Linked DNA regions of Homo sapiens: region 1 is linked to region 2. Evidence: chromatin contacts called from ENCODE Hi-C data. All regions are on one chromosome and are shown on one strand. Each heading gives the region's core, a stretch centred on a gene start or an enhancer-like site at or near the end of the contact. The rest is flanking DNA. Distances are from core to core; before and after follow the strand shown. Region 1 holds the start of QTRT2 (queuine tRNA-ribosyltransferase accessory subunit 2). Region 2 overlaps SPICE1 (spindle and centriole associated protein 1).

What was found. A loop is a pair of places that touch in the nucleus more often than their neighbours do. Pooled maps may share reads with other maps.
Region 1: a pooled map shows a loop between it and region 2 (2.0-fold over the local background). The contact joins the promoter of QTRT2 here to the enhancer-like site in region 2. A Hi-C loop is called at or near these places in 4 of 50 pooled maps.

Annotation. Positions count from the first base shown.
Region 1 is chr3:114,052,330-114,059,057 of GRCh38, forward strand. It overlaps QTRT2 (queuine tRNA-ribosyltransferase accessory subunit 2), which reads left to right and starts at 4,408. Exons shown (of 10, transcript NM_024638.4): 1 at 4,408-4,535; 2 at 4,670-4,777. It overlaps CCDC191 (coiled-coil domain containing 191), which reads right to left and starts at 4,197. Exons shown (of 17, transcript NM_020817.2): 1 at 4,048-4,197; 2 at 1,268-1,306. The coding sequence starts at 4,137. RefSeq lists enhancers at 3,939-4,348, 6,457-6,728.
Region 2 is chr3:113,495,331-113,502,588 of GRCh38, forward strand. SPICE1 (spindle and centriole associated protein 1) reads right to left here. Exons shown (of 18, transcript NM_144718.4): 4 at 4,109-4,252. It overlaps SPICE1-CFAP44 (SPICE1-CFAP44 readthrough (NMD candidate)), which reads right to left. Exons shown (of 52, transcript NR_183050.1): 4 at 4,109-4,252. Among named protein-coding and RNA genes, the nearest start is that of SPICE1, 16 kb to the right of the region's middle. Within about 2 kb of position 3,406, at least 3 of the 41 ENCODE cell types and tissues checked have a DNase peak (open chromatin) inside an H3K27ac peak, as active enhancers do.

The sequences.
Region 1 (6,728 bases), core at 3,158-5,657, 560 kb after region 2:
TTATCTTCCTGTTTTAGTTAAATCTTTGCCTCTGAAGAGATGGTAACTAACTGTGTGACTAAGCCCTGCAGGGACTTGGCACTGGGACTCTCAACACTCACATGCAAGCTAGTCTTACTAGATAGAGGAGTGGCCTTCCTAGAGACTAGCATTCATGATGGTAGATCCACTTTAGTCGTCATCTAAGTTAGGCTTTCTGCAGTAGCCAGGAAGCTTCCCCTGACTCCATTTAAATTAGTGCCTCTCACCACATACTTCCATTACATCTTTAATTCTCTCATGAGCTTTAGTAAGTTGTTTATTCTCCACTGGACTGTAAACCCTGGGAGGGCAGGGACTGTACCTGCTCTGTTTTAGCTCCAACACCCAACACAGTGGGCTAGTACTTAGTAGGCACTCAAATACCAGCTGAATAAATAAATGCTTAAAAATTATTACATCTGGCCTAGGATCTATTATATCTATCTGGGATCTGGTGCTCATGATGCATGTCAATTTAGATGAGTAATCACTCTTCAAAATACTGTCAGAATGGTCTTTTCCCGGGAAAATGCTGCATGATTTTGAAACATGTGGTACACGATGAATTGAATATGGCAAGTTGCTAAACTGACACGCAGAAGCACACACCTGAAATGATTTAATGGCACTTTCAAATTAAATGGTACTCAGACTCAAAAATACATATCTCAGGCCTGGAAGAGATGTCAGAGGTTATCTAACACAATCTCCCCTTCACTGAATCCTCAAACATATTGTTCATTAGCCTAACATTAAGTGACCAGTTAGAGTCCATTAAAATAGCTTCAGTGGTAGAAAACACATCTCTATAAGAACACCCAGTCCACTTTTGGATGGACTAGTCATTAGAAAATTCTTATTTGTGATGCACACGTAGTTTTCACCCATTAGTCCCTAGGTCATTGTAACTACAGTGCAGTCTTTCCAACATCTGAGGAAGGCCACCATATCCTCTCCCAAGGCTTCTTTTCACAACTCCTTTAATCCTCTTCATGTGATACTCATGGCATTTGAAACGAAGTCTACACACCTGTTTTCTTGTCATTCCTACTTAAATGGTATCATGAGAGGCAACAGAATTATGAAAAAAAATACTAAAAAGTATAAAATTAAGGCAACTTACATAGTCACACGGGAATAAAAATAGCAGAGTATGTGCAAAGTGGAGATCTATTCATATTTCTTTTCCATCTGATTATGCTTGACTCTTAATACTCTTTTTATTCTAAATTTGAAATATCCTTACCTTTATCCAGTGTTCCACACTGTCAGGACCAAAAGTAGGCTGTAGATAACATATATATGATATCAATACGCAGCAATATCTTTATCAACTTTGCCATTTAAATCTATCCTTCTGACTAAAGCATATGGAACAGTGTCCTTTATTATTTCCCCAAAGCATTTCATTAGAAAGTTCAGCATGATTAGCAATAAAAGACACAGAATAGCAGTATGAGGAGAAAACATGAAGCCTTCCTGGGACACTGATTGTTTTTATTTCTTGTCTAGGTCCACCTTGATATTGTGATTTAATTGGTCTGGGATAGGACCCTGGCACTGCTATTTTTTTAAACCTCCTTAGGGTTAAGAGTCAAGATATAGAAATGCTAAATATAAAGCTACTCATTAAAAAAAAAAAGCACTGATTAATTAGCCAGATTATCCAAGTAATCTTTAGCTTAAAGAAGGGTGTGTTCCTCTCCTTACTCCTTTCATAAGTAGCCTGTAGCAAGAGGCTTTCTCATCTTACCCAGATCAGGGATCTTGTTTGGCCCAATAAAAACTGAAGGTTAAAAAATCTGACTTCTACTGTTTTACAAAGCAGAAAATATAAATTTCCACCCAGATCAGTCAGGTATTAATCTGAAATTAGAAGTAAAACCATCAGGGCATTTCCTTTCTTCACTCTCTGTAACTCCTAGAAGCTTGGAGAATTCCCTCTAATAGTCACTTAACAAATAGAGTTATCTTCTTTGCCAAAAATGCAGGTGTGTTTTGGCCGGGAGCAGTGGCTCATGCCTGTAATCCCAGCACTTTGGGAGGCCAAGGCGGGCAGATCACAAGGTCAAGAGATCAAGACCATCCTGGCTAATACGGTGAAACCCCGTCTCTACTAAAAAAAAAATACAAAAAATTAACCAGGCGTGGTGGCGGGTGCCTGTAGTCCCAGCTACTCAGGAGGCTGAGGCAGGAGAATGGCGTGAACCCGAGAGGCGGAGCTTGCAGTGAGCCGAGATTGCACCACTGCGCTCCAGCCTGGGCGACAGAGCGAGACTCTGTCTCAAAAACAAACAAACAAACAAACAACAACAACAACAAAAACTGGGGAATGGGGCGAGGGTTAATCAATCTGACTTTTACTGTTTTACAAAGCAGAAAATATAAATTTCCACCCAGATCAGTCAGGTATTAATCTGAAATTAGAAGTAAAACTATCAGGACATTTCCTTTCTTCAACCTCTGAAACTCCCAGAAGCTTGCAGAATTCCCTCTAATAGTCACTTAACAAATAGAGTTATCTTCTTCACTAAAAATTCAGGTGTGTTTTTAAAATAAGGGGATATCCTGATGATTTGTCATTGGAGCACTAAATCTCTTTTGGTTTGGCGTTCCCAGTTCATGAATTGCTTCTTACTCAAATATACTCTTTAAAATAATAATAATAATAATAATAATAAAATAAGGGGATATCTAAACTAGCATACTGACACATGGAGGTGGGAAAAATATAATACTCTTTCACTTACCTAACACTTTACCTTCAAAGCATCTTACTGATAACTAACGCAGCTGTACTGCTTAATAATTTTGTCACTGCAACAAAGAAAGAGCTGATCTAATTAAAATACAACTGAACTTGAAGAAGCCCTATGTTTTTACCTTTTTTTCTCTAGGCAGTAATAATGAGCACTAGCAGCAAAAATCCTTCCTTTTGGAGTCCTAAGAAATTATTCTAAATTTTTACCTTTCATCATCAAGTCCATATCTATATCCTATCTTGGATCCAATACATTATGCAACTGATGTATTGAAATAGCAGCAGCCTCAGTTTCCAAGTCTCCCTGATGCTTCAGTCTGTGCCCTCTAGTATCTAGGGCAACATATTTGTCATGTGGAATATGTCCAATGCATTTAGCTGGTAAATTTAGAATAAATCGCAAGAACAATCGCCTGGGGCCCTCAAAAAGGCCACATACATCTACAGAATATTATTTAGGAAAGTATAACTTAAGGGTGAAAACAGCTGGTGAAACTGCTCTGTAGCTGAAAGCTGAGAAGCTTCTCCATTTTAGTACTCTCATTTAGATTTTAAGCATCTTTTTGGGGACTGTTAAAAAGGTAGTCTGTGGAAAGCACACGGTGCAACTGTGACTTTGCACATGTCACATATGTTTCAAGTTTAAAATGGGGTTATTATTTTTTTCTTATCTTCAGGTGCTAATGCATCCAAATGGGTGATAGATACGGAGAGAATCTATTTTTTGAAAGTTGGTTGAATTTAGAAATTACTATGTGAATCAAGTATTAATGTATTCAATATCCATTTGCACTCCTGAGTTTATTTAGATACTTTACGTAAAAGTGAAGGGGCAGGAATATAGGCAGGGTATTTAATGTGAAGCTCTCTCCCGTTAATAAAGATCAATTACCCCAAGATTTGCAAAAAAAAAAAAAGAGAGAGAAAAAGAAAGAAATGTGCGAGAAGTTTCCTAAAATTTAAGGTAGGGGGAACGGAGTTTGCAAACTCCTTTCACCCCGATGGGCATTAGCAGACACCTCCGGTTTTAGAAAAGCGTTACAAACAGTTCTTCCACGATGCTGCCCACCAAAGCCGTAATGTGCCCAGACCCCAGAGCTCCTAGAGCATTTCACTCAGGGTAATGCTGGCTTTGGGGCGGTCAAGGCAGGGGCGTGTCAGCTCAGGATGAAGAGGCAGGAAGCACAGACGGGCCGCGACTGGCTTCCTGACTGCGCCGCGCCTTGGGAAAGTCCCCGCCCTCCAAAGCTCTCGATTGGGATCACCTTGGGACTCGGCTTCCTTGTGAACCGTTTCCAGCGATTCAGCCCCATCCTTTTCTTTGAGAAGGACCTTCCCTGAGGCGCCAGGAGCATTTTCCAAGTTCGAGCCCGAACCTCGGCCAAAGCTGCAGCAACCGCCCTTCTGCCCGGGCTGCCTCCGGGTCACGCTGGGAATTGTAGTTCCTCCGCCCGCAAGGAAAGCAGGCATAGGACACCGTCGAACCACCACTCCCACGAGGCTCTGCGCAGGCCGCTCGCGTTGGCTCAGTTACCATAGCAACGGCAGAGGTCCCTCGCTCTTGCCGTCATCAAGGCTCGCTTGAATGTCGGCTTTGCTTTTTTTCTGGCGCCCAGTGATGACGCAGTACTCCCTGATTGGCTCTGCACTGGAGGCAGTGATTTTGGGGCAGAGAATTTTGCAACACGTGGTAGTGAACTGTGAGGAGTTTGAGGGGTCTGAAGACTGAAAGAGTCGAATGGTTTGTTGGCAGGTAAGTGCCCCTTTGCCCTGCTGGTGTGGGAGCTGCTAGAGATGGATGAGTCACGTCGCGTCCAGACGCTTCCTGGTTGTGTTGCAGTAACGGTGATTGTACTCCCGCCATGTCTCCTCTGCTTCCCTTTTCAGGGTGTCCTGGTGGATTGGTTTCTGTAAGTTCAGATTCTCATAAATCGTGTGAGCGTCGCCGACACCTCTGAGATAAAAGGGCCCCTTTCGACTAGCCTCTGCTGAAAGGTAGAGTTTTCAGGAAGTTTTTATTCCGAACTGCCCATGGGAGGGTGGGACCGTCTTCAATCTCTGAGCCAGGTGCCTAGGGAGGTCTGGGGCCATGGAGATGGCCCATGGAGCAAAGATAAATCCAGGCTTATTGGCTTAGCCGAGGTGTTTCCAGAGACAGCCCATTTAGGGGTGATAAATGGGCTTATAAAGCAGAGTAAAGATTTAGAACAGGAGTTTTGAATTCAACTACTTTGTGGCTATATGACCCTAGGCAACTTGTTTAATAACTCAGAGACCCTGTTTTCTCATGCAAAATGGGGACGATAATACCTGAATCACTGGAGTGTTGTAATGATTAAAAATAAATGTATGTGAAGCATTCTGCCAGGAAATGTAAACTAAAGTTGATTTGAAATTGGTGAAAATGAAGTTAGGGAAGCTATGCCCTCGGACTGTTGCAGCGATCCTAGGACCAGCTCTGTAACTGGTCTGTCTGAAAGGCGGTTGAATAAATTGTGCTCATACAAACTATGCAGTACCACGAAGTAGTTTTTTTCAAAAGGGTAAGTTAGCTTTATGTCTCTTCTTCAGGAAAGACGTCTAATGTTTATTCTTGAGAGAAAAGCAAATTGCAGAGAAGTGCATATATTATAGTATAATATGTTTCCATTTTTGTAAAAGCAAACCCTGACCAAAACACTCCCTCCCATATGCAAGTATGTTTAAATATTTGTATGAGAATGGAGAAAGATTGCAGAGACTGGGAGGATGGATTAGAGGCGGGAGGGAGAAAGGGAAAAGAAGAAGAACACTATAGCAAAATGGAAACTAAGATTATAATGTGCTTGTGTACCAGATGGAACTTCTAATAAGCTCCCAGCCTATTAGAGTACAGCGCTGAAAACTAGACTTCAATAATTAAAGTCCTTGCTCTGCCACTTACCAGCTGGGGATTTTATCAGCCTCAGTTTATCATACATAAAATGCAGATAATAATGGTATCTATATTATGCATTTGATCTGAGGATTAATGGAGTGAATATATAAAGAACAGTGCTTAATACATAGTAAATACCCGATAAATGTTAGTTGCTATTATTGTCTTTCTATATGTGAAATTAATTTAACTTTTATTGTGATTACTGACATTTGGAATTCTACCATCTTATTTTGTGTTTTCTATTTCTTTTTTTTGGTCTCTTTTCCTTTCTTGCCTTTTATTAGGTTAATTCATTTTTCTTTATCTTCCCACTTCCCTCTCCAGTGAGTTTGGAAATTATGCATTCTGTCATTAATCGTTTAACAGTTACTTCTGAATTTTTAACACACATACTCAACAAAGTTTAACGTCGTCGTTATCTCTTTCCCCCTACCAAATGGTGTAACGATTTCCGAATGCCTTGGAAAAATCTTCATTTACTGTTTTCTAGAATTGTAGCGTTCTTCATTTCTTTTTTTTGAGACGGCATCTTGCTTTGTTACCCAGGCTGGACTGCAGTGGCATGATTTTGGCTCACTGCAACCTCTGCCTCCTGGGTTCAAGTGATTCTCCTGTCTCAGCCTCCGGAGTAGCTGGTATTACAGGCATGTGCTGCTACACCTGGCTGATTTTTGTGTTTTTAGTAGAGACGGTTTCACCATGTTGGCCTGGCTGGTCTCGAACTCCTGACCTTAGGTGTTCCTCCCACTTCGGACTCCCAGAGTGCTGGGATTACAGGCGTGAGCCACCGTGCCCGGCCAGCGTTCTTCATTTCTGTGTGTCATTTCTGAGTCAGCTCAATGCACCACATTGTTTAAAAGTCCTTCAGTCATTTTTCTATGCATATACTATGATTATAGAAAGTGTACATGTGTGGGAGAGAGGGGTAAGAGATGCTGATGTGTACTTATATATACAGCTTTCCTTTCACAAAAAATATGACCATCTTTTGCCTTAGGAAATTTTGGACATTTCCATGGCAGTATG
Region 2 (7,258 bases), core at 2,156-4,655:
AAATACATACACAATGTGACCTCAGTTATTGTTTTAAGACACAGAAAGAAAAATAGCAAGAGTCACATTCTTAATTTTTCCCCTTCTTCCCCGGCTATAGCCAAGCAGGTTGGCTGACTCAGTGAGAAGAAAGCCCTGAATTTATTCCTTCTACAAAGAGTAAGCTTTGGAATGGTATCAGGTCAAGAGCACATCAGACCCAGAAGACTGAGAGTCCAGTCCCAGTCAACAACCCTTCCCCAGCCCCACAGGGGTGGTAGATGGATATGGAAACACTGAAAACCTATATACCACTCTAGAGATGTTTCAGAATTTTGCTATAACTTAAATTATATTATCCCACAAACCAAATTTCTATTCTTACTTAGCCGTCTTGCAAGTACAAGGAATTATGAGCTTAGGAAAGAATGTGAATGAATGAGTATAATCTTTCACTATACCAGAAAAATTACACAAAGCTTATTTCCTAATAATAATTTTAAGAGTTTACTATTTTTTAAAAGCATTGACCTATCAAAATAAAGAGATGGAATTGACACATGAAGATTATAATCTTATAACCATATTGAGACCTGATATTGATTATAATGAGGTCTCATGTAAAAACCATTATCTGTCACCTTCTGCTAGTCCAAGCTTGTCCAACCTGTGGCTCAGGATGGCTTTGAATGTGGCCTAACACAAATTTGTAAACTTTCTTAAAACATTATGAGATTTTTTTTTTACAACTTTTTTTTTTTTTTTTTTTTTTTTAGCTCATCAGCTATCATTAATGTTAGTTTATTTTATGTGTGGCCCAAGACAATTCTTCTTCTTCCAATGTGCCCCAGGGAAGCCAAAAGACTGGAAACCCCTGTTTAGTCCCTGCCCTTGGGAAAAATGGTTTGAGTGATCAAAGATCAGTGTATTGGCTTTTACTTCTTCTTTCTAGATTTATAACTCCTCTCATAAAGCCCATCCATTTGACAGGTAAACTGATCTCTACAAGCCTAACTCTATCTATTACTCCTCAAATGAGTTTGCAGAGCACAAACTTAAACCTGTAAGTGGTGGTACACATGTTGGATTTTCAAAGGATCCCAGTCTCTACAAAAAAAAAGACATTATCAGAAACTCGTCATCTTAGCCCTTTTGTACCACAGTAAAAGACATGAGGTAGAATTGGGAAATTACAAAGAGGCTTTAGGAGTTATTACATTTTGGGGATTTATAAGATCTTTTTGAAAGCCTCTCCATGAGTGAGAGGGAACCCTAATTTGCTTGATTCCCATGGCATGGGTACATCTTACAGCAAATGAAATCTAAGATTATGCTGGCCAAAGAGCTTTCTCTTAATTTATGTTAATCTGGGAGTCCAGCTTCAGGTGGATGGGTCCTGTTAGCTTTAATACATAATGATGAAGCTTATGTGAATATGTCTAAGGAGGCTTCTTCCTTTGGTCCACTGCATCCCTTAAACAGAGACGTTGCAAATTTACCAACATTGAAATAAAAGATGCACATATCCATTGACTAAGCAATTCTACTTTTAAGAATTTATCCTGAAAATATACTTACATGTGTACCCAAAAACATTTTCAAGGATATTTATTACATTATTGATAGTAGCAAGGTAGAAGACAATCTGTGGGTAACTGACAGTACTACTTAAGTATCCAGCAATGTTCTTTTGGTTTCTCCTTTAACAGCAGAACTCCTGCATTTTAGCCAATTACATAGCTAGATTTCCCAACCATCTTTGTAAGTGGGAATGGCCATGTGATGACTTTCTGGCCAACAGGATATATGCCAGAACTTCTGGGTGACATGTAATAGGAGTAGCATGCACTGTTCTTCCTGTTTCCTGCTGGCTGGCATATAGCTGAATGAAGCTGCTATGGCCATTTTGTATTCAGAGACAGAAGCTGTGTAATAAAGGACTGCAGAGTTCCCTACCAGCTACCACTTTCCTCTCAACTGTTTAATAAACAGAAACAAATTTGTTTGTTTAAAGCAAAACATATAGGAGGGTATTTTTTTATTTCCAGAAGCTTAAACTATACTCTAACACACAACCTAAGTGTTCACCAATAAAGCACAGGATAAATAAATTGTGGTACATCTATATGCTAATGGCCATCAAAAAGAAAAGGTAGATGTCTAAGCACTGACAGGAAATTATCCCAAGATATGCTGGTAGAGAGAAAATACCTGAATCCTGATGAGAGCTGAGGTGCTCAACCCCTGCAGCACATTCAAATTACATAGGAACTGTCTAAAAAACACCTACATGGGGCCACATCCTAGGTCAACTAAATCTGAATCTCTGGGTATAGAGTCCAGATATAGTTATATATATATGCATACATACATAGAGAGAGAGAGAGAGAAAGAGAGCTTTTTTTTTTTTTTTTTTTTTTGAGACAGAGTCTCACTCTGTTGCCCAGGCTGGAGTGCAGTGGCACAATCTCAGCTCACTGCAACCCGGATTCAAGCGATTCTCCTGCCTCAGCCTCCTGAGTAGCTGGGACTACAGGCACCTGCCACTGTACCCAGCTAATCTTTAGGGCTTTTTTTTTTTTTTGGTTTTGCTGTTGTTGTTTTTGAGACAGGCTGGAGTGCAATGGACCAATCTCGGCTCACTGCAACCTCCGCCTCCCAGGTTCAAGCAATTCTCCCACCTCAGCCTCCCAAGTAGCTGGGATTACAGGCACCCGCCATCATGCTCAGCTAATTTCTGTATTTTTGTAGAGATGGGGTTTCACCATGTTGGCCAGGCTGGTCTTGAACTCCTGACCTCAGGTGATCTGCCCGCCTTGGCCTCCCAAAATGCTGGGATTACAGGCATGAGCTGCCACACCCAGCTGTTATATATTTTTTTAATGGAGCTTCTTGACCCTGACTGATTCTAATGTGCAGTGAGAGTTGAGAACCACTATACTAGTGCCTGAGGCAGCAGATCTACAAAAAGAAGGCAAAGAAACATCACTCATCGTCTCTCACCACCCTTCTTTAAACACCTACTTCTACCACATCTATAACTTGTATGAGAAATTCAGGACATGAGCAGGAACCACTAGAGAAAGGAAAATAAGCCCAGAGTCTGATGCAATCCAAGCAGGCTGCCTTTTTTCGTGGTGAGATCTGTGTTTTTAGGCCTTTCACTGAGAATTACCCCATAACATTTAAATGTATGCGACTTGTCCAAGATCACCAAAAGATACTTACCTGTAAAGAAGCATTCTCTCAATCAAGCCACTGTTCTTTTCTCAAGCTCATGTAAACATTTATTTGGGAGATATTATTCTTCCTGATGATGTCTAAGACTGAGACTTTATTTCAATAAGAAGCCTAACAAATTCCTCAAAAGAAAATGTATGATTCAAAGCTGCCGTGAAAGGTCAGACAGCTAAGTGCTGTACATAAGCTTCAATATGAACAAGGAGCAACACTACAGACAAAGCACATTCCTTCACAATGACTTCAGCTCAAATTTAAAAAGGTTATTTGCTGTAGTTTCCTCTTATTTCCCATATTGTTTATCCCTACATATCTGATTACTTATCTGAACACCCCACGTCTGGCAAAAGGTTAAGCCAAAGACAAGTTGCTTATTACTCAGTTGGACAAGCATACAACATCATTTTTTTTTCAAAGTAACCTAACAGCACTGCTGTTAAACTGAGAAAAATAATTATAGCAGCTTATATATAAAAAGAGGAATAAGAAAAGATTGTGCTAATCACTTTACTGAGAAAAATTATTATAGCAGCTTATATACAAAAAGAGGAATAAGCAAAGATTGTGCTATTCACTTTGTAAGTATTATATCACTGAAATCTCATAGCAATACAAGCAAATAATAATTTTAAATATGAGAAAATTCAGGCTGAAAAGTTAAATAATTTACTTAGGGTCACACAGCTGGTAAGTAGTAGAACAGGAATTCAAACCACCAAACCAGACTCCAGTCACCACTCTGTTGCTTTTTTTGAAGTCCACATGTAGATTATTGAATAAGAATGCAGTGATTACTAGAGTCTCTCCAACGTGAATCAAATTGAAGAAAAACAAAGAACCCTATTTATCTCCTTTTTTTCTTTCTAACTCTAATGCAGTTTAGCATTACCTCCTTCATGATAGACAATCTTCTTTTCTCAAGATTTAAAGTTTCTGGTTTCTGCTTCCTCCATTTTCTCTTCAAAGCTTTTTCTTGGAGTTCCCAGTGTACTAATGCTCTATTCTTCGATTTGTGTATTTCATGACGGCGTACCTATACAGAAGAGAAAAGTACATAAAGGAATGTTTCAGACACAAAGAAGTTGCCTATTCAGATGATGAGATCACCTACTCTAGTTCATCACTTTTTAAACTTTTTCTGGTCCAATATGTGCATGTTTATATATATTCATAGCCAAAATTTTCAGTCCCCTAAATTTTCAAAAATGATCTTAAAGAAAGCAGTATATAGAACTGGTAAACCTACCTAAAAGATGTACAGAAAGAAATAATAATTTCTACTACTTTTCTGCAAGACTATCCAGCAAACTAGTGTTTTTCAAACCACAGGTTGGGACTCACTTAATGGATGATAAAATCAATTCATGGGTCAAAACCAGCATTTTTTTTTAACATACACATACACACATATACACACACTAACTGAGCACAATGTAAAAGGTACAAAATCCACCGAGTCATCTTTGGCAAAGACACACTCATTTCATGATCATCACACTACTACCAAGAAATAATAATGTAGTGTTTATAGCCCTTCAATGGCCTCATGTGGGAGTGGGTCACTGAAAATACAGAAGTCAGGGAAATAGAGTTCCTGAAGTACAAGAAGAGATACGCGCCACAGATCTCAAGTGTTAGAGGGTTCACTAAGGTGGGTTCACTAAGGTTCACTAAGGTGGCTAAGAAATAAAATTAGATATTTGATTTTACAAGTACTCTAGTATTCAGAACTATGAACATGAACATATATGATAAAATGTACTACTGAGTTTTCACCATGTAAATAAAAAATCAATCCATTAAAGAGACAATAACAAGTATTACACAAGGATTCTGACTCACAAAAAACAAATGAAGATGACATTTTTTAGACAACTGAGGAGATTTGAATATGGGCTAGGTATTAGGTGTTACAAATAATTATATTTACTTTTGTTGGATGTAATAATGGCACTGTGGTTATGTTGAAAAAAAAAAGGCTTACATTTTTAAAAAATGCAAACTGAATATGTAAGCACAAAATGATGTGTTCTCTGGAATTTGCTTTAAAATATTTCAGAGAAAAAAGAAAAGGGTAAGATAAATGAAGCAACTGTGGCAAATTTTTAATAACTATCCTATCTGGGTGAACAGTACATAGTAGTTATTTCTATTTTTATCTCCATTTTCCCTTGAGTTTGAAATTTTTCATTTAAAAAATATTAACTCAGTTGGGCATAATTATTATTCTCAGTAAATAGTTAATGAGCACCTACTAGGATTAAGACTCCTGGGTACACAAAGATGTATAAGATATGGTCTGTATCTCTCAAAAGCATTAACAATCTGCCCATTGAGATTGGGCACATCCTTATAAAGACAAATGATATACATTAGATGTCATATACTCAATGCCTAAGTTAGGTAGTAATAGTTCAGAGGAGATAACTGTTGGTCAGTTTCAAAAACAGGACTTCAAACTTACTATAAAACGACAGTAATCAAGACAATGTGGTACTGGCATAAGGATTGACATATAAATCAGTGAAATAGAATTGAGAGTGCTGAATAAACATTTATATTTATGGACAAGTGATTTTTCAACAAGAGTTCCAAGATCATTCAATGGGGAAAGAATAGTCTTTCCAATAAATGCTGTTTGGACAATGATTATCCTTTAGCAAAAAATAAAGTTGGGCCCCCCTCCCACCACACACCATACAGAAAAATTAACTTAAAATGAATCATAGTTCTACATATAAGAACTACAACTATAAAACTCTTAGAAGAAAACATAGGAGTATGTCTTTGTGAACCTTGGGTTAGGTAACAGTTTCTTAGGTATGATACTAAAAACTCAAGTGACAAAATAAAAAACAGGTAAATTTGACTTCATCAAAATTAAAAACTTCCCTGCTTAAAGGACACCATCAAGAAACTGAAAAAACAACTAAGAAAATGGGAGAAAATACTTGCAAATTATATCTGATTAGGAACTCAAATCCAGAATACATACATAATTTTTATAACTCAACAATAAAAGCACAAATAATCCAATTTTTAAATGACTAAGGTATTTGAATAGACATTTCTCCAAAGAATATAGTAGAAATGGCCGAAAAGTACACAAAAGGATGCTTAACATCCTTTATCAATTAGGGAAATGCAAATTGAAACCACAATGAGACAGCACTTTACACCTACTAAGAGAACTAAAATGAAAAAGGTGACAGTAACAATGTGAGGAAACTGGAAGCCTCATACATGCTGGCGGGGATGTAAATGGTGCAGCCACTTCATAGAACAGTTTGACAATTATTTAGAAAGTTAAATATGGAGAAATTATATGACTCAGCAATTTTACTCCTAGATGTATACATATAAAAGAACTGATAATACATGTTCACACAAAAACTTGTACATGAATGTTCACAGCAGCATTATACCTAACAATGCAAAAGCAGAAACAATGCAATGTCCACCAACTGAACAACAGATAAATAAAATGGTAGATCCATACAATGGAATATTATTTGGCAATTATAAGGAATAAAGAACTACTATGAGCTGGGCGTGGTGGCTCATGCCTATAATACCAGCACTTTGGGAGGCTGAGGTGGGCAGATTCCTTGAGCCCAGGAGTTCGAGACCAGCCTGGGCAAGACGGCAAAACCCTGTGTCTACAAAAAATACAAAACTTAGCCAGGCGTGGTGGCATGCACCTGTAGTCCCAAGTACTCAAGATGCTGAGGTGGAGATGGCTTGATCACAGGAGGTGGAGGCTGCAGTGGGCAGAGACATACATGCTACAACAGGGATGAACCTTGAAAATATTATGCTAAGACAAAGAAGCTAGACACAAAAGGCCACGTGTTGTATTCCGCATATATCAAACGACCAGAATAGGCAAATACATAAAAGCACAAAGTACATTGGTCATTGCCACAAACTGGGAAGAACTGGGCACAAGGAGTGACTGTTAATGGGTAGAGGGTTTCATTTTGGGGTAATGAAAACATTCCAAAATTAGATAGTGACAATGGTTGCACAACTCTGAATA